Linked DNA regions of Homo sapiens: region 2 is linked to region 1. A link is a loop called in an ENCODE intact Hi-C map of the cell type or tissue named here. Cell type or tissue: HepG2. All regions are shown on one strand. Each heading gives the region's core, and the rest is flanking DNA. Links, peaks and the distances in the headings are about the cores only.

Evidence for each region. A loop is a pair of places that touch in the nucleus more often than their neighbours do. Peaks named below come from ENCODE experiments on the same cell type or tissue, not always from the same donor. Only the 100,000 strongest peaks of a DNase experiment are listed, where the experiment ranks them.
Region 2: it touches region 1 in a loop (3.0-fold over the local background); 4 of 110 quality-filtered maps call a loop at or near these places.

What each region holds. Positions count from the first base shown.
Region 1 is chr2:43,876,696-43,885,546 of GRCh38, forward strand. It overlaps ABCG8 (ATP binding cassette subfamily G member 8), which reads left to right. Exons shown (of 13, transcript NM_022437.3): 12 at 866-993; 13 at 1,081-6,293. The coding sequence ends at 1,218. Among named protein-coding and RNA genes, the nearest start is that of ABCG8, 42 kb to the left of the region's middle. In HepG2, for the core only: a CTCF peak has its summit at 1,378 (motif pointing right); DNase peaks (open chromatin) are centred at 1,376, 4,516, 5,106 and 8,136; H3K4me3 peaks cover 726 bases.
Region 2 is chr2:43,804,310-43,813,160 of GRCh38, forward strand. DYNC2LI1 (dynein cytoplasmic 2 light intermediate chain 1) reads left to right here. Exons shown (of 13, transcript NM_016008.4): 11 at 333-430; 12 at 845-937; 13 at 5,396-5,701. The coding sequence ends at 5,458. It overlaps ABCG5 (ATP binding cassette subfamily G member 5), which reads right to left. Exons shown (of 13, transcript NM_022436.3): 13 at 8,163-8,851. The coding sequence ends at 8,807. Among named protein-coding and RNA genes, the nearest start is that of ABCG5, 30 kb to the right of the region's middle. In HepG2, for the core only: no CTCF peak of the experiment used is centred there; DNase peaks (open chromatin) are centred at 2,262 and 4,182.

The DNA of each region.
Region 1 (8,851 bases), core at 514-8,513:
GTCAATATAAAGGAGCCGTGGGAATATGGGGAGACTGTGGGAATATGGGAGAGAGAGTGTCAATATAAAGGAGACTGTGGGAATAGGGGGAGACCGTGGGAATATGAAGAGACTGTGTGAATATGGGGGAGACCATGTCAATATAAAGGAGATCGTCGGAATATGGGGAGATTGTGCGAATATGGGGAGACCATGGGAATATGGGGAGACTGTGGGAATATGGGGAGATCATGTGAATATGCAGGAGACCGTGTCAATATAAAGGAGACAGTGGGGATATGGGGAGACCATGAGAATATAGGGAGACCATGGGAATATGAAGAAACTGTGTGAATATGGGGGAGACTGGGAGTATGGGGAGACTCTAGTAATATGGGGAGACTGGGAATATGAGGAAACTGTGAATATGGGGGAGACTGTGGGAATATGGGGAGACCGTGGGAATATGAGGAGACTGTGTGAATATGGGGAAGACCATGTCAATATAAAGAAGACCATGGGAATATGGGGAGACCATGGGAATATGAGGAAACTGGATATGGGGGAGGCCGTGTCAATATAAAGGAGACCGTGGGAATATGGGGAGACTGTGGGAATATGAGCAGACTGTGTGAATATGGGGGAGACCACATCAATATAAAGGAGATCGTGGGAATATGGGGAGATCGTGCGAATATGGGGAGCCCATGGGAATATGGGGAGACTGAATATATGGGAGACTGTGGGAATATGGGGAGATCATGCAAATATGGGCAGACCATGGGAATATGGGGAGACTCTGTGAATATGGGGGAGACCATGCGAATATGGGGAAACCATGAGAATATGAGGGACACCTGTGAGTAACGCGGCTGTCTGTCTCCAGTGCCCGCGTGGATTTCCAAAGTGTCCTTCCTGCGGTGGTGTTTTGAAGGGCTGATGAAGATTCAGTTCAGCAGAAGAACTTATAAAATGCCTCTCGGGAACCTCACCATCGCGGTCTCAGGAGATAAAGTAAGCGGGGAAGGCCTCGGGTTCTAAATTATTGGACGTCCGGCTTTCCATCCTCCTCATGAGCCCACTGCATGTCTGTGTCTCCAGATCCTCAGTGTCATGGAGCTGGACTCGTACCCTCTCTACGCCATCTACCTCATCGTCATTGGCCTCAGCGGTGGCTTCATGGTCCTGTACTACGTGTCCTTAAGGTTCATCAAACAGAAACCAAGTCAAGACTGGTGATTCACGCCAGACGTCTGCCCGCTGGTGGGGGACCTGAGCAGACCCTTCAACTGCACTCCCTCCTCAGGAGCCCCTTCCTGGGGACAGTGAGGACAATGACCCTACAGATGCTCAGCTACATCCGGCCCAGGGTGCTGCAGTGGCACAGACCAGCCACAGGATGGCAGTAGAATAAAGACAGTCGAAAGGGATTTCTGCTCACTGGCAGGAGACTGCGATGACTGGGAGAAAACCTGCACTCGGTGGCACCTACAACGTTGCTAATTTATTTCCTTTTGATATGCATTTATATAGGCAACTCGATATAGGATGGGAGCAAACTAGGAATGAATTGGGTAGCTAGACTGTGCAGGAATTGTTGGAACCTGGAGGGAACAATAACAGTAGCTAGCAGATTTGGCTTCATCTTCCAGGGGCCCCACACTCCGTGGTGAGCCACCATCAATACAGAAAGTGACCTAAGATGTACCAGCAAGATGCCATCCCTTCTTTTTGTGTGGGGTCATGGGCTCCAAAAGCCAACGTGAACAATTAAAAATGTATTGAGCATCTACTCTGTAGCAGGTCCTGTGAAAACACTTTAGGTGGACAATCCCTTGAGGTAAGTGGTATCCCATTTTATAGGTGTGAAAACTGAAGCAAAAATTCATTTTCCTAAGGGCACATGGATACTTTGTGGTGGAGTCATATGGGGATCAGAAAAGCCTTTGAGGCCTTTGGAGTTAGAGGGCAGAAGGCAAGGCCTGAGCCGCTGTAAGCCTTAGGAGTTTAGGAAGGCTCCAGAAGACAAATGGGGTCTGTAGAGGCTGTTAACTCAGCCAGGCTTCTTAGAGTTGCATTTCACTAACTGATATGGTTTGGCTCTGCGTCCTCACCCAAATCTCACCTTGAATTGTAATAATCCCCAAGTGTCAAGGGCGGGACCAGATGGAGATAATTGAATCATAGGGGTGGTTTCTCTGATGCTGTTCTCCTGAGAGTGAGTGAGTTCTGATGAGATCCGACGGTTTTATAAGGGGCTTCCCTCTTCGCTCGGCTCTCATTCTCTCTCCCGCTACCCTGTGAAGAGGAGCCTTCCACCACGACTGCAAGTTTCCTGAGGCTGCCCCAGCCGTGCTGAACTGTGAGTCAGTTAAACCTCTTTTCTTTATAAATTACCCAGTCTTGGGTATTTCTTCATAGCAGTGTGAGAGCAGATGAATACACTGGCCCTGCCTGGGTTTCAGAACCAGCCTTGAACCTTTCACAGTGGCCAGAGGATGGGGAGGCAGAGGCCCAGGTTGCACACTTCTTGCCTGAGTGTTGGGGACTATCTGACCCAAAACAGGTGCACAGAGGGCAGGAGAGGATGTTCCCAAAGGAAAATTAGAGTTTAGAATCAAAAGAAGGGGAAGGTGCGTGTTTGGGAGGTAAATAGCAAATACTCTTCATAGGTTCACTAGAGTCTTGCTACTCCAAGTACGATCCCTGGGCCAGCAGAATGGGCACAGCTGGAGCTGATTGGATAGGTCCCATGAGCCTCAGGCCCCACCCAGGCTCAATGAGTCAGAGTCTGCGTCTTAAGAAGACCCCCTGGTGATCTGTGCACATTCAAGCATGCTGCCGTTTTCCAAAGCACTTGCAACACTCAGGATGCTTGCACGGTCATGTTGCCACCATCCAACCTGCAGACCCCATTCTTGAGATTGACTGGGAGTTCCTATCATGTCCTCCATAGCAAGGGGATCTAGACCAGAATCAAGCCTTGGATCTAGTTCTCAAGTCTCTTTTGTCTCTTTCAGTTTAGGAACAGTTTGTCAACTTTCCTTCACTTTTGTGACCTTGATACTTGAGTTTGAAGGCTGTCTCTCAATTTGTGTTCTGCCCAGTGCATCCTATCAGAAGGCATGTGATTTCAACTTCTCCCATACCAACAACGTTCACTTTGATCACTTGATTAAAGGGGTGTCTGCTAGGCTTCTCCACAGCCAAGTTACTATTTTCCCTCCCTTTATAATTAATAAGCATTTTGTAAGTGGGTACTTTGAAACTATGTAAATTGTAAACTTTCCATTTATGCATTTTAAAATTTTGATTGATGTAAACTTGTGAATTCCCATTGTATCCTTACAACCCTTTATTATTGTGATTAATTCTGATGCTCAGCTTGTCCCTGATTTGGCCAGTGGGAACCCCGTCGAGCTGGCTTCTGCATCCTTTTGATATGTCCTCATCATCCTTTGAGGGCTGAAACAACCAAGAGTTTCAGGCTCATTTTTTGTTTTGTTTTTTTTTTTTTGAGACAGAATCTCATTCTGTGGCCCAGGCTGGAGTGCAATGGCGCGATCTCGGCTCACTGCAACCTCTGCCTCCCAGGTTCAAGCGATTGCCTTGCCTCAGCCTCCCAAGTAGTTGGGATTAACAGTGCCCACCACCACACCTGGCTAATTTTTGTATTTTTAGTAAAGACAGTGTTTCACCATATTGGCCAGACTGGTTGTGAACTCTAGGCCTCAAGTGATCTGCCTGCTTCGGCCTCCCAAAGTGTTGGGATTACAGGTGTGACCCACCGCACCTGGTGTCACAGGTTCATCTTGTATTTTCCCATCTCAGCCCTGGAATCCGATGTTTCTCCAGAGAATCTGGGTTCCTCTTAGTGGAAAATGGTATTTAGAAGCCAAGGTTTTGGTGATAAGTATGCTCTTTGCTTGTGGAACATCTCTGCTCCCAGGCTCTCTCAGTGAACAGAGTTAGGGAGTGTGTGTGTGTGTGCGCGCGCGCGCGCGCATGTGCATACATATACACCTAAGTACACATGAGTTTACTCTGATAACATCCATTTCCAATCCAGCATCACAGAGTTGATCCTAGGTTCTTCCCTCTTCTCTAATTGTGAGAAACCTGGCTTCCATTACCCTTAGGTTATTTACTCATTTGATTAACCGCCTGCAGGTAAGTAATCTCCCATCTACACTGCCACGCCTTCTCCTGTATGGACGTCCTGCCTACCCTGCTCAGGCTCTAACTCCCAAGTCCAGCTTTCCCTGAGTCTGCAGCTGTCTTCCTCACACTCCCGTGGCCCACCACAACTTCCCCCCACCTCCTTGTCACTGTGGTCCCCTAATGGCGTTAGGCCTGAATGAAGAAGGGGGAAGGATGAAGAGGACATTGGTAGCTTGCCTTAACTCCCCAGGTAATTCTAATGTGCAGTGATTGACAGCCACTAAGATACATCACCTGACTTTGTGAGTTCACCATTCGGTCTGCAATGGGTTTTGGTAACTCAGTGGCTCTGTATGCCGTGCTGAAGGGGAAAAGGGCAAAGTGCAAAGGCAGGAGGGATGGAGAAAATATAGCAGCTGCCATTTATTTGTGTTTTTCCTACAGCGGTGGTTCTCCACCCTGGTTGCCCATGCTGGAGCTTTAACAAAAGCCAATGTGGACCCATTGCCCAGAGACTCTGATCCCATGGGTCTGTTTTGTTTAAAATGCTCTTCAAGGCATTGTGAGGCCAGGAAAACAAAGAACCAAGGCTCTCCCGGGTGCGGTGGCTCACGCCTGTAATCCCAGCACTTTGGGAGGCCGCGGAGGGCAGATCACGAGGTCAGGAGATCGAGACCATTCTGGCCAACATGGCAAAACCCTGCCTCTACTAAAAATACAAAAATTAGCTGGGCATGGTAGTGCGTGCCTGTAGTTCCAGCTACTTGGGAGGTTGAGGCAGGAGAATCGCTTGAATCCGGGAGGCAGAGGTTGCAGTGAGCCGAGATTGAGCCACCGCACTCCAGCCTGGTGACAGAGCGATACTCTGTCTCAAAAAAAAAAAAAAAAAACCCAAGGCTCTCGAGGCATGCATGCTGTTCAGCGAGCCCTGCCCTGCATTGCGAAAGGGTAGAGATTTGTTTATTTGTCAGTATTGAAAGCATGGCTTGCAAAGTTTTCCTGTTAAGAGTCAGATAGTAAATATTTGGGACTTCGTGGGCCTTATAGGCTCTGCTGCAATTACTTAACTCTGCTGTTACAGTGTGAGAGCAGCTGTAGACTATAGTAACGTACAGCCGGTGTGGCTGTCTTCTAAGAAAGTATTATTTACAAAAACAGGCAGGTTGCTAGATTTGACCTGAGGGTGTAGTTTGCAGAGCCTTGGTAAAGGTTTTCAAATTTGCATTTTAAGCCCTCCAATTTCAAGTTATGCTATTGGTGGGGAATTTTAATTAAACAGAAAATAATCACCAATATTGGCTCAAATATTTCCTGATTTAAAAAAAAATCTGCTCTTGTTCCTATAAATAGTATATAAGATGTAATCTTGCCCTGGGTTAAACCAGTCTACAGAGGTAGATCTCGCATTTGCTTTTGTTTTCTTCTACTTCAACTCTTGTCATGATCCCAAATTAAACAACTAGCAACAGAAATGTTCAAATCTGTCAAATCCAAGTGTTAACAGACCTGGGACCAGGGGTTCCTCATAGTGGCTTAGCACAGCATACAGACCACTTTCCTTTGGCCCAACCGGCCTTGGGGTCTGGAGCACCAAACAGGCCCTGAGGAAGCGTGCAAGGAACTGGAATGCGGGGAAAGTGATGAAATATTTTGTTGGTTGGCCTTTGCTTGTTTGCAAAATATATCCAATGCTCACACCTGAGAGACAACAGACATCCTTATTTGTGAATAGTCTGCACTAGATAATTCAGATTTCAAGTCATCTGTCATTCGTACTTGATAATGATTTGTTCTTCATTTAAAGTGGCCTGGGTACAGAGCAACATCCCCTGTCTTTATCACATGAGCTCTGCCTGAGGCAGCTTCAGCAGGTAGGCAGGCAGGCAGATGGAGCACAGCCCATTCTCTGCTGGTGCACTAGGAACAGCAGCACGTGTGGTGTTAGCAGCTAATAATTAAAACAACGTTTAAGCAGTGGGTTGAGATTTTTAAACACAAACCAACTCAAAAACACTTCTCTGCTTTCTATGTAATAGTGCTCACATCATTTGTATGATTGTCTCGTCTCTTTAAAATTGGAAATATTCTTGTTTCCCCAAACTGCTAATAAGCTCTACTGACCCATGCTAAAAATAAAGCTCTTTCGGCTGGGCGCAGTGGCTCATGACTGTAATCTCAGCACTTTGGAAGGCTGAGGTGGGTGGATCACTTGAGGTTAGGAGTTCAACATCAGCCTGGGCAACATAGTGAAACACCATCTCTATCCCAAATACCAAATTAGCCAGGCACAGTGGCAAGTGCCTGTAGTCCCAGCTACTCAGGAGGCTGAGGCAGCAGAATCACTGGAACCTGGGAGGCGGAAGTTGCAGTGAGCCAAAATCGCGCTACTGCACTCCAGCCTGGGCAACAGAGCAAGACTCGATCTCCAAACAAACAAACAAAACAAAACAAAACAACAAGAAAAACAGAACGTGGTGGCTCATGCCTGTAATCCCAGCACTTTGGGAGGCCAAGGTGGGTGAATCACCTTAGGTCAGGAGTTCAAGACCAGCCTGGCCAACATGGTGGAACCCCCATATCTACTAAAAATAACAAAATTAGCCGAGTGTGGTGGCACATGTCTATAATCCCAGCTACTTGGGAGGCTGAGGCAGGAGAATCACTTGAACCCAGGAGATGGAGGTTGCAGTGAGCCAAGATCACACCGCTGCACTCCAGGCTGGGCAACAAGAGCGAAACTCCATCTCAAAAAAAAGAGAGAAAAGAAAAGCTTTATTTGTGTTGATTCCATTATTCCACTATTGCACAGAAGCCCTGCACTGTGCTTGGAATCAGCTTGATCTTGAGTTTGTCTGGTTTTCACAGGCCTCCTCTTCCTGACAGTAAACTTGAAAATATTTTTATGTGGGCACTTGGGTTTTGAAGGACTCCTTGGGCCTCAATCCCCGGTGTCCTAACTCTGAGCTACAGAGCTGACTAGAAATCCTGTAAGAAGACCACCATGTGGAGGAAACCCTCCAAAGCACACAAATCATCCATCTCAGAAGGAACACGACTTGGAAAGGGGAAGGACATGGTGGTGTGCCCATTGATTGACTCATTCAGTGATGCCTACCGGGTGCCTATCATGCCAAGCTCTGCTAATTGGCAGGTCTGCAGAGTGCTGGAAGAACTCACCTCCTCAGGGAGAAAACAGACAAAAACAAGTAAATAATGGGAATGTCACAGCAAGGGCACATCCAGGCCTGGGTTGAAGACGCTACTTTATGGTGGCTCACACCTGTAATCCCAGCACTTTGGGAGGCTGAGGCGGGCGGATCACCTGAGGTCGGGAGTTCAAGACCAACCTGACCAACATGACAAAAACACGCCTCTACTAAAAATACAAAAATTAGCCGGGTGCAGTGGTGGGCGCCTATAATCCCAGCTAGTCTCGAGGCTGAGACATGAGAATAGCTTGAACCCGGGAGGCGGAGGTTGCAGAGCCTAGATAGCGCCATTGAACTGTAGCCTGGGCAACAGAGCACGACTCCGTCTCAAAAAATAAATAAATAAATAAATAAATAAATAAAAAACAACACGCTACTTTAGAGAACTCTCTGAGGATAGATCTCAACAGCCAACCATTGTCCAAACAACTGTGCAAGGGCAGGAAGACTGAAGCTGGTTGAACACTTTTGCTTTACCTGGACCTGATTTTTTTTTTCCTCCATGCAGAAAAGAAAAAGATAAGTGCCTATTTTTGATTTGCTAATGCAGCTTTTCTTTATTTGTACTAAGGCTGCATAATGTAGGCTTTGTAAAGTCCACGGGCCTGAAAGCACGATACATTTCTAATGGAAACACTCCCATGCATGATTGTACAACAGGAAAGCGATAAATTACCGTGATTTTGTACTCCCTGCAGCTATTAGTTCGGCCCTCCTTCAGGAATGTTGCTTTCGGTTATAGAAATTCTACAAATATTGGTTCATCAGAAAGACAAATATTAAATGAAAATTATGCTCAAGGACATGAGAAAAAGTGTGCAGAGTACACACATTGCAGACTTGAGAAAGAAATTGTCCTCAGAACAATTTGCAATACAAAGCTTGCTTAATAATTTACTGGAACTGGTAAACTCAGCGATTATGCCAGGCACTGGATCTTCAATTAAGTGTAAGAAAATAGGCTTACAGTGTAAGATGTCTGGAAACTGGGAGCACTTCTATTAATGTGAATGTGAGGGTTTTTTTTTTTAATTAGAATATTCTTACAGTTTCAATTCCAATTTGACTTTTAACTGACTTTAAACCGATTGCTTCCATTTCCTATTCATAGGAAGTAAATGATTTTAGTCAGAGTCCTAGCCATGCAACTTATCAAGTTGATTCTGGGCAAATTCACTGCTGTGACCCTAGGTTTCTCACGGTGAATTCTCATTGCAAAAGGGCTGCCTGACCCATAGCAGTAGGTGCAGTGTTTAGAACGCACAGAACTGACTACAGACGGCTTGATTTACTGTGACAGGATTATGCTAGGTCTGGGGACACATAATGAGACCAAGAACTGGTCCCTGTGGAGTTCAGAATCTGTGTGGAAGATAGTGTGATACCTGCTCTGCTCAAGCAGCCGTGGAAGCCCTGGAAAGGGAACAATATGCTGGGTGAGGGGCCCAAGAGGCAGAGGTGACACTGACGGTATCTCAGCATTCTCGAAAAAGGGTGCAGGT
Region 2 (8,851 bases), core at 223-8,222, 73 kb before region 1:
ATACAGTACCAGTTTGCAGGTGTTTCTAGGGCAAACACTACCAAAAACTGGAATTACTGGTTAATAGGATATAGATACAGGTATAGGTATAGGGTGTGGAGAATGAGAGTTACAGTTTACCCATTACTCTTTGCCTCCTCTTCTTTCAGTACTAGAATCTGTCCCAGTGACCTTGCTATGCTGGGTAGGGTAAATTTTTATGGTGACTATATTAAGGAGAGGGAAAATGAGTGATCCGAGATGTATACCTTTGTTAGTGTCATTTCTTTTATTGGTGGAGTTTGTAATATTTTAATCATTGCAGTCATTTGTGGTAAAACTTGCTATTTTAGGATCTCCTCCTGTTCCTGAAAATGACATTGGAAAGCTTCATGCCCACTCACCTATGGAGTTGTGGAAAAAAGTGTATGAAAAGCTCTTTCCACCAAAGGTACATATTTCTAATTTTTTTAAAAGCAAGACTTTTAGCACTGTCTAACAGTTATAGGAAATGTGTCAAAGGGCTTATTATGATAACTTTGTTTTCATCTTTTATGCTCAAAAATCAATTAAACATTTGCTGAAAATGTAAATAGGCACTGTGGGGGTTAAAAAAAAAAAAAGGTAAGACATGGTTCCTGCTCCACTTTCAAAGAGAGTTATCTGGCTGTTAGAGAAGGGAGAGACAACTGAAAGGGGACCTGGCAGAATTGGAAGTGGGCCTCAGTGGTGATGAGAAAAGCTAGAAAGATCATAGAGAGCCTTTGTGGCAGGCTGAGGAATGGGAGCTTGGTTTATTAGGCAGATGGTAGCCATTGAATTTTGGTTTATGGGCGTGAAGTGATTTTGAGATTTGTAATTTCAGAGTATTAACACGCTGAAAGATATCAAGGACCCTGCGAGAGATCCTCAGTATGCTGAAAATGAAGTCGATGAGATGAGAATTCAGAAGGATCTGGTATTATCCTAAACATTTACTTAATTTCATCTGAAATTTTAACACAAAACCTGGGGTGCCTTGGGAATTCCTTACATTTTTCTCTATGTATTTACTTAGAGTATCTTCTTTACTATTAAAATTATTTAAGTAGTACATCTATTTAAATAACACACTAATAGTATACTGTAGAAAAAATAAAAATTTGATATGAATAAAGAAAAATTTTTAAATCACCTGTCATCCCACCACCCAGACATGACTTAGTGTTCACATAAACCTTTTTGATTTTCCAGTTTTCATTATATTAAAGATGAGTGGTGATTCTTACCTTGCTGCTGGAGAGACATTTTCTTAATAGTCTTTGGTTTGTGGAATTACATGAAGAGCTTTGTTTTTGATTAGGACATTCAGACATACCTATACTTTCCTTGTACTAGAAAACGTATCTTGCCCAGTTAAGGACTGAAAGCACGATCTGAAAGCACACAGACATACCTGACATAACCCAGGTTCTCTCAGGAAAATGCTTAAAAGTGGACACCACCATCCCATGTATCACTAGATAGCCCCATTTGAACACACAAGTCTGATGTAAGAATGTTAAGAGTTGGCAAATTCACCATCACTCAAATACTTAGATTTTTCTTTTCTTTTTCTTTTTCTTTTTTTTTTAAGACGAGTCTCACACTGTCGCCCAGGCTGGAGTGCAGTGGCATGACCTCGGCTCACTACAACCTCCGCCTCCCGGGTTCAAGCAATTCTCTGCTTCAGCCTCCTGAGTGGCTGGGATTACAGGTGCCTGCCACCACACCTGGCTAATTTTTTTTGCTTTTTTAGTAGAAACGGGGTTTCACCATCTTGGCCAGGCTGGTCTTGAACTCCTGACCTCGTGATCCATCCGCCTTGGCCTCCCAAAGTGCTGGGATTACAGGCATGAGCCAGTGCGCCTGGCCTAGATTTTTCTAAAAACAAACAAGCAAACTTAGATTTTAGTTTTATTTGATAAAATGAGACGTTGTACAGAATCTGTCCTTATATGAGTAAACTTATATATGCTAAGCACTAGATCGAAAGCCCCAGCAACTTCTCAGGTGGCAGTCACGTTGTTGCGAGGGTAACCTGAAAACAGCTGTCAGCTGGGAGTAGGAGCCAGGGTTTTTTTCTCAGTATTCACCTTCGGGGGCTGTTGGAGAAGTAAGCAAAACATTTTATGTAAACGGTCCAGAAGACTTTTGAAAAATATGCCATGAATATTTAGAGGTTTTATAGCTGTAGCAAAGTGAGAGGCATGTTGTAGAAACAGGAAAATGACCTTATGTAACCCTTATTATGTTTGCAGCCTGGCTATAAGGATTAGTTGGAAGTCATCCCTGATTAATATTTATCTAGGAGTCAATGATTAACTGTTGTTGTTGATAAGAATATCTGTTTATATTGTATAATGATCACTTTTATTAAGTTCATATACATCAGTATTATTAAAGGATTAGGGTATTTGTGAGCATCATGAGTTTTCACATTCAAATCTGTCTTCTCTAAATGACTTAAAACCATAAGAATTTTGTGTGGAAAAGGAAGGCAGCCCCACAGTACCCATATCACCCTTCATTCATCTCTTGTATCTCACTGCCAGCAGATCACCAATTCCTGTCATCTCTTGGTTCGAGATTTTTTTTTAACCTACCTGAAAAGTTATGCTGTCCTAAGTTTGCCTCTAAACCACTTTTATTTGTGTGGTTTTAGACGAATTGATTCCAGATTGCACACACAGGACCTTAACATAATTTTATGCTTTAGCTGTAAAGATACCCTAACAATTACCAGTGTTGTTGCTGTTATTTCATTGATAATCCGAATCTAAATTTTGACATTCTACTATATAAAATTTTTAATTTGAATATTATTTCATACTATTTCATGAGTAGTTGTGAGACCTTAAGTTGTTTCCAATTGTGTGCTGTGAAGTCAGTCCTCAAGGATCTGAGGATTGGTAGGAAGACCCCTTTCATCTTTCCTGCAGACTTAGGGTCTTTCGTGATTAGCCCTCTTTAATTATTTAAAGTTCTGTCTTTTGCCAGACTTCACATGGGCACCAGAAAATACTTAAGTAGTATTTTCTGTTTTTTAAAAGTCCTCTAGCTTTAGAGCATTCCCGATTTTAAGGGAATGCGAATGTGGAAAGCACTTGCTGAGCCCTTCTACCTCTTTTGTGTTTTTTTCTTTTTCTTTGATACTGTGTCTTGCTCTGGCATCCAGGCTGGAGTGCAATGGGGAGATCATGGCTCACTGCAACCTTGAACTCCAGGGCTCAAGGGATCCTCCCATCTCAGCCTCTCAAGTAGCTGGGACTACAGGCACACATCACCATGCCCGGGTAATTTTTTTGTTTTTTGTTGCCCAGGCTGGTCTTCAACTCCTCGCCTAAAGCAATCCTCCTGAGTTGGCCTCCCAAAGTGCTGGGATTACAGGCATGAGCCACTGTGCCCAGCTTCTTTTCTATTATTTTTGTTAAAGCAAAAAAAAAAAAAAAAAAAAAAAAAAAAAAGGTTACAGTTAACATTTATTTTTAAGGTCTTCTTGGCCAACCACAGTTATCTTCGGAAAACTTTACTTGCTATCCCTTTAAAACATCAATGCATTATTTTGAGGCCGTATCATTGTCATGTTGAAGATCTAGTGGACTTGGTGGTTTTTGTCTCATATTGGTTATTCCTTTTTCTCCCTCTGGCATGGCCTGTGTGATAGCCCTAGTTTTCTCACAGTCTGCTGTCTGCAAAAGGGAGATACTACCAGCAAAGAATCTCAAAACAACATTTTCACCTTTGTCATTGGTAAAAATAATTTAACTTCCAGTTAAAGACAAAGTTTGCAGTAAACAATTTGTTTATTCTTTATGAGTTAATCTTTAAAACCGCAAGTGGTAGATAACTGGTGAACTGAATTAGCTTTATTAGAAAAAAATAAAACAAGCTGTAAAGACTACATATGATTATTACCATGAAAATTCTTCCTAGAATCCAATGAGGAAGTTAAAGGAAAAAAAAAAACACACAAGGAAAAATTCTTCCTAAGTCTATATACCATTTTGAAACATTTAACATTTAAATTTTAGTAACTTAGGGTATAGGTATGAAAGGTACGCTCTGCAATTTTTCTGAAAATTAGAATGGATTTTCTTTTCATAGCAACTGTGAACTTCAGTTATGTTAGCCAAAGGGCATTGATTGCCTCATCTTGCAGAGTAACCACGTTTTATTTGAAGTAGTGACAACCTTTGTACAGTTATTTAGACATTGAACAACATGTAGGAGGCCAAGAGGCATCCCCTTAGATGGTCCCTTTTACATGTCAGTTGCCTTGTGCAGGATAGCCACCTCCACTAAAATTTATTTATGAATTGTAAAGGTAAGATATACTCCTTGTGAAAAAATTCAAGAGCTATAGATAGATGTATATAAAATAGAAAATGGAAGTATCCTGCCCTCTCCCTATCTGTGTGCTTTTTTCATGTGGCACACATTATGTTTTCATGTGGCCACTGTTATTTTTGCTGGCTGCCTTGGAAGCCACCTGTGAATGAACGCTAATTATTTAATCAGTCCTTACTGGGGGACATCAAAGTTGTTTCCAGTTGTGCTGAGACAGAGCAATGGGTTTCCTTCTTTTACATCCTTGTGCATTGCTCTATTGTTATGGATGATAAATTTCTAAAAGTAAAATCACTGGGACAAAGGATACACACACACACACACACACACACACACACACACACTTTTTTGTGACAGGATCTCACTCTGTCACCCAGGCTGGAGTGCAGTGGCGCAATCACAGTTTACTGCAGCCTTGGCCTCCCAGGTTCAAGCGATCCTCCCACCTCAGACTCCCAAGTAGCTGGGACCACAGCGCACACCACCATGCCTGGATAATTATTTTTCTCAGTTTTTGTAGAGACACGGTCTCCCTATGTTGCCCAGGCTGGTCTCAAATTCCTGGGCTCAAGCAATTCTCCTGCCCCAGCCTCCCAAAGTGCTGGGACTATAGGAATGAGCCACCGCACCCAGCCTGGGTATGTATTTTTTAAATATTTTGCTAACTTCAACCAAGTTTTTGATTAGAGCTGAACAGCAAACAATTAAAATAAGATCACTTTTGAATACTTGAAGGATGACAGATGTCTAGTTCATTAGTTGAAAGACAATTCATATGTATTATGTAGTTTATGTACATAATTTTGTCTGAAAGTTTAATAAATTCATCTCTGAGTGCTGCTTAGCCACACAGAAACTCTGAAGACAGTATTTCTAGAAAATAAGTCCTAAGCATAATCATTTACAAAATAATTGGCAAGAAATATTTAGAATGATAATGCTACTAAGGATTCATTGATATATCTAAAAAATGAGAAGGCAGTTTTAAGGTGCCTCCTTGAATTAGTAAAGTTGATTTTTCTTAAAGTGATACATATTTTTGTTTTAGGAACTGGAACAGTACAAAAGAAGTTCTTCCAAGTCTTGGAAACAAATCGAGCTTGATTCTTGAACCTATTTCAATTATTGTATATTTATTTCTTCTTTTCCAAATACAAATAAGATTATACTGTGAATTAACTATTGTGGCAATATGTGAAGAAAGTTAAACTGTATAATTTGTTAAAGGACAAGCTGGATTTCTTGGACTAGTGCATCTCCCTGTATATCTTGAAGCTTTTTAAAAGGAAAAATTATTGTAGAACCACGTGTAATTTTTTTTAAAATAAAAGAATCTTCTACTACCTACCTCTAACATGTTTAAGTGGTATATACTCAATTCAGCATGTATAAGTTTCTGCTTATATGTTTTTAGGAATATAAAAGTAAGAGTATTTGGTTACAGTTTTAAATGCAAGGTTAAGTGCCCACGTTAGACACATTCTTTCTAAAAGGCATTCTCAGCTGTAGCTGGGAGGAAACCGGAATTGGGTTCACAGATGTCAAAATTTTACTCTTAACAGTGAGGCGCAAGAAGCACCTGAAATAGGAGATGCACATTCCCAGGTCCCCACACCTAGAGTGTCGCCATCAGTGGTCTGGAATGGGGCATTTTTAATCAGCACCAATTTCACCCTGCTGTGAGACTGACACATTTATTTTAAATACCACTTTTTGAAGAACAGGCACATCTAAGGAGATATCCTATCAAGAAGCAGGACAAAACATCATGTGTTGCGGATAACCAGGATTATTTCCAAGGTGGGATAGCCTTTAAGAAGCCATTCCAATCTGTAGATGTGTGTACCTGCTAGCCAAGTTCATTTTGAGTAAGTATAATTGCTATGATTAAAAATGATTTATTCTATGTTCTTCCATGTCCACATACAAAATATATTGACTCCCAGCTTCAGATAAGCACATTTACTACCCCAAGGGAGTACTGTCTGAGCAGATAGCAAGCCATCTGCTTATTGCAATGAACTAGGACTTCATAAATTATTTGCAGTACGTATGGTTCTGACACCCTTGAGAACAGAATTTTCAGCATGTTTCCAAGGAACCTCAGTCTTTAGCACACGTTTCTTGCTGAGTGCTATGGAAAAAGAAATCCCTTTAAATTTACAGTGAACATTATGATCTCAGAAACATCACTGACTTGGTGGGAAGAAACAGCCTATTCCACAAGAGTAATAGGAATTGTTATTATGTAATTTGATTTTCTTACACATCACTGTCCATTTTTGACTTGAGACACAAACTGTCACATGTTGAAAGCCATTGTGTTTTTCTAAGGTGCTATCACTAACATTTAATAGCTTGAAGTCACGTGTGATGTCAGTTTTCCAAATGTTTCTGAGCTAGAATGAAATTCATCTGCATATGAATAGTAGAAAATGTTTCCACTTATGTTGTACACCCATATCTTTAGTAAGTTGAAATCAGTGATTTCAAAAGAGGTTCCTGTGGGACTCTCTTTGAACTACTTTAATAGATTATCATCTCCAGAATTGTCTATAACTGATGTGACATATATAATCTGTAAGACATTGTGTAACTATTACACCATAATCATCCATGTCAAAGACCTTTTATAAAAATTGACAATACTAGTCTGATAATTTACCAATGCCTCCACATCCTTAAATACTGTTCTAAGAAATAGAATTTTACTGTGGTTTCCTTAATGAAATGATCTTTCCTATTTCAGTGTGAGACATTTCAAATGCTATAATTTATCTTTCTTCACAAGTTAGGTCACAGTCAGTGAACAAGTTCATGCGCTCTCTACCATATTCTCACCCAAAGTTACCATAGTAACACTGAGACAGTTTCATTTCAGGTTTGTACATGGAATTACTTGAAGATCAATCAGAAAGAGAATCAGTAATTTTAATACAGAACCTTTTTTTTTTTTTGAGACAGAGTCTTGCTCTGTCGCCAGGCTGGAGTGCAGTGGTGCATTCTCGGCTCACTGCAACCTCCACCTCCCAGGTTCAAGCGATTCTCCTGCCTCAGCCTCCCAAGTAGCTGGGACTACAGGCGCCTGCCACCATGCCCAGCTAATTTTTGTATTTTTTAGTAGAGACGGGGTTTCACCATGTTGGCCAGGATGGTCTCAATCTCTTGACCTCGTGATCCACCCGCCTCGGCCTCCCAAAGTGCTGGGATTACAGGCATGAGCCACCGCGCCTGGCCAGAACCCATTTTTAATAACCTATTTACATTATTTTATCCTTGAAAATATGTAATACAGGTGTCTGTATTTATACATATCAGCACCCTTTACAGTTCAAGAATGTGAATTTCTAGTATGTACCCTGTTCTTTGTAAACAATATGTCAGCACTTTTTTTCTTTCTTTTTTAGAGACAGGGTCTTGCTCTGTCTCTGTTGCCCAGGCTGGAGTGCAGTGGTTCCATCATAGCTCACTGCAGCCCCTGCCTCCTAGGTTTAAGCGATCCTTCCACATCAGCCTCCTGAGCAGCTGGGATTACAGATGTGAGACACCATGTCTAGCTATGTCAGCATTTTTTTCTATATGGACTTTAAATAACAGCTGATCTCCAGCCTTAATGGGGTTATTTCTCAGTGCATATACTTTAGTAAAGTTTACTTGTAATTCTTTTTTTTTTTTTTCGGTAGGTTTTTTTTTTTTTATACTTTAAGTTTTAGGGTACATGTGCACAATGTGCCTATAAGTAAACTCAGCTGAAAGTGAAAAATAGCAAACGAATCTTTAAAAACATAACCAGAGGTTTGTCTGGTGTGCTTTGTTCACTGTTGAGCCCATTCCTACGGTTTTTTATTTTAATCCTCAGTAAAATCACTGGGTGCTCTGTAGCAGTGGTGCTCACCATCCATCTGCCCAGCACTCTCTCGATGTGATCAGGTAACTCCGACCCCTCGTGTGGACATCTGCATTTAACTCTGGGTCTTCCAGGAACAGAAGCATTCTTACCCAATTCTGCATGATAACCTTGCTTCATCTAAACCCACAACTCTCTTTCTCTGTCACTTATGGTCAGGAATCCTTGAAACATTTTATTTTTGCCTAATCCTTTATCCAATGTAAACATATTTTTAAGCTGACCTATTTTTTTCTGTGCCTAGAACAAGGAAAAAAAATAGTCACACGAGTCTCCCATAGGTTTATGAATATTATTTACATTCTTGGGTCCGCTCAGTCACAATTTCCAAATAACCACATGTCCCTGCAAGTTGTAAGAGCAAGGGACTATAAACCACTTCCATTGCATTCAAGGCCTGCTTGGATCCAAGAGGCACAAATGGAGTCTTAATGGTTAAAAGACTTGAGATGTCCTGTCAAGAAAGAAATACATGGCACTCTCATTTCAGACGTTCAGAGCAGTCATGCACAGTCGGCAGCTTCACTTCCATTTTCCCAGCCATGGCTTTCACTACCTGCTAATGAGATGATCCCTTATTTTGAAAACAACTATTCC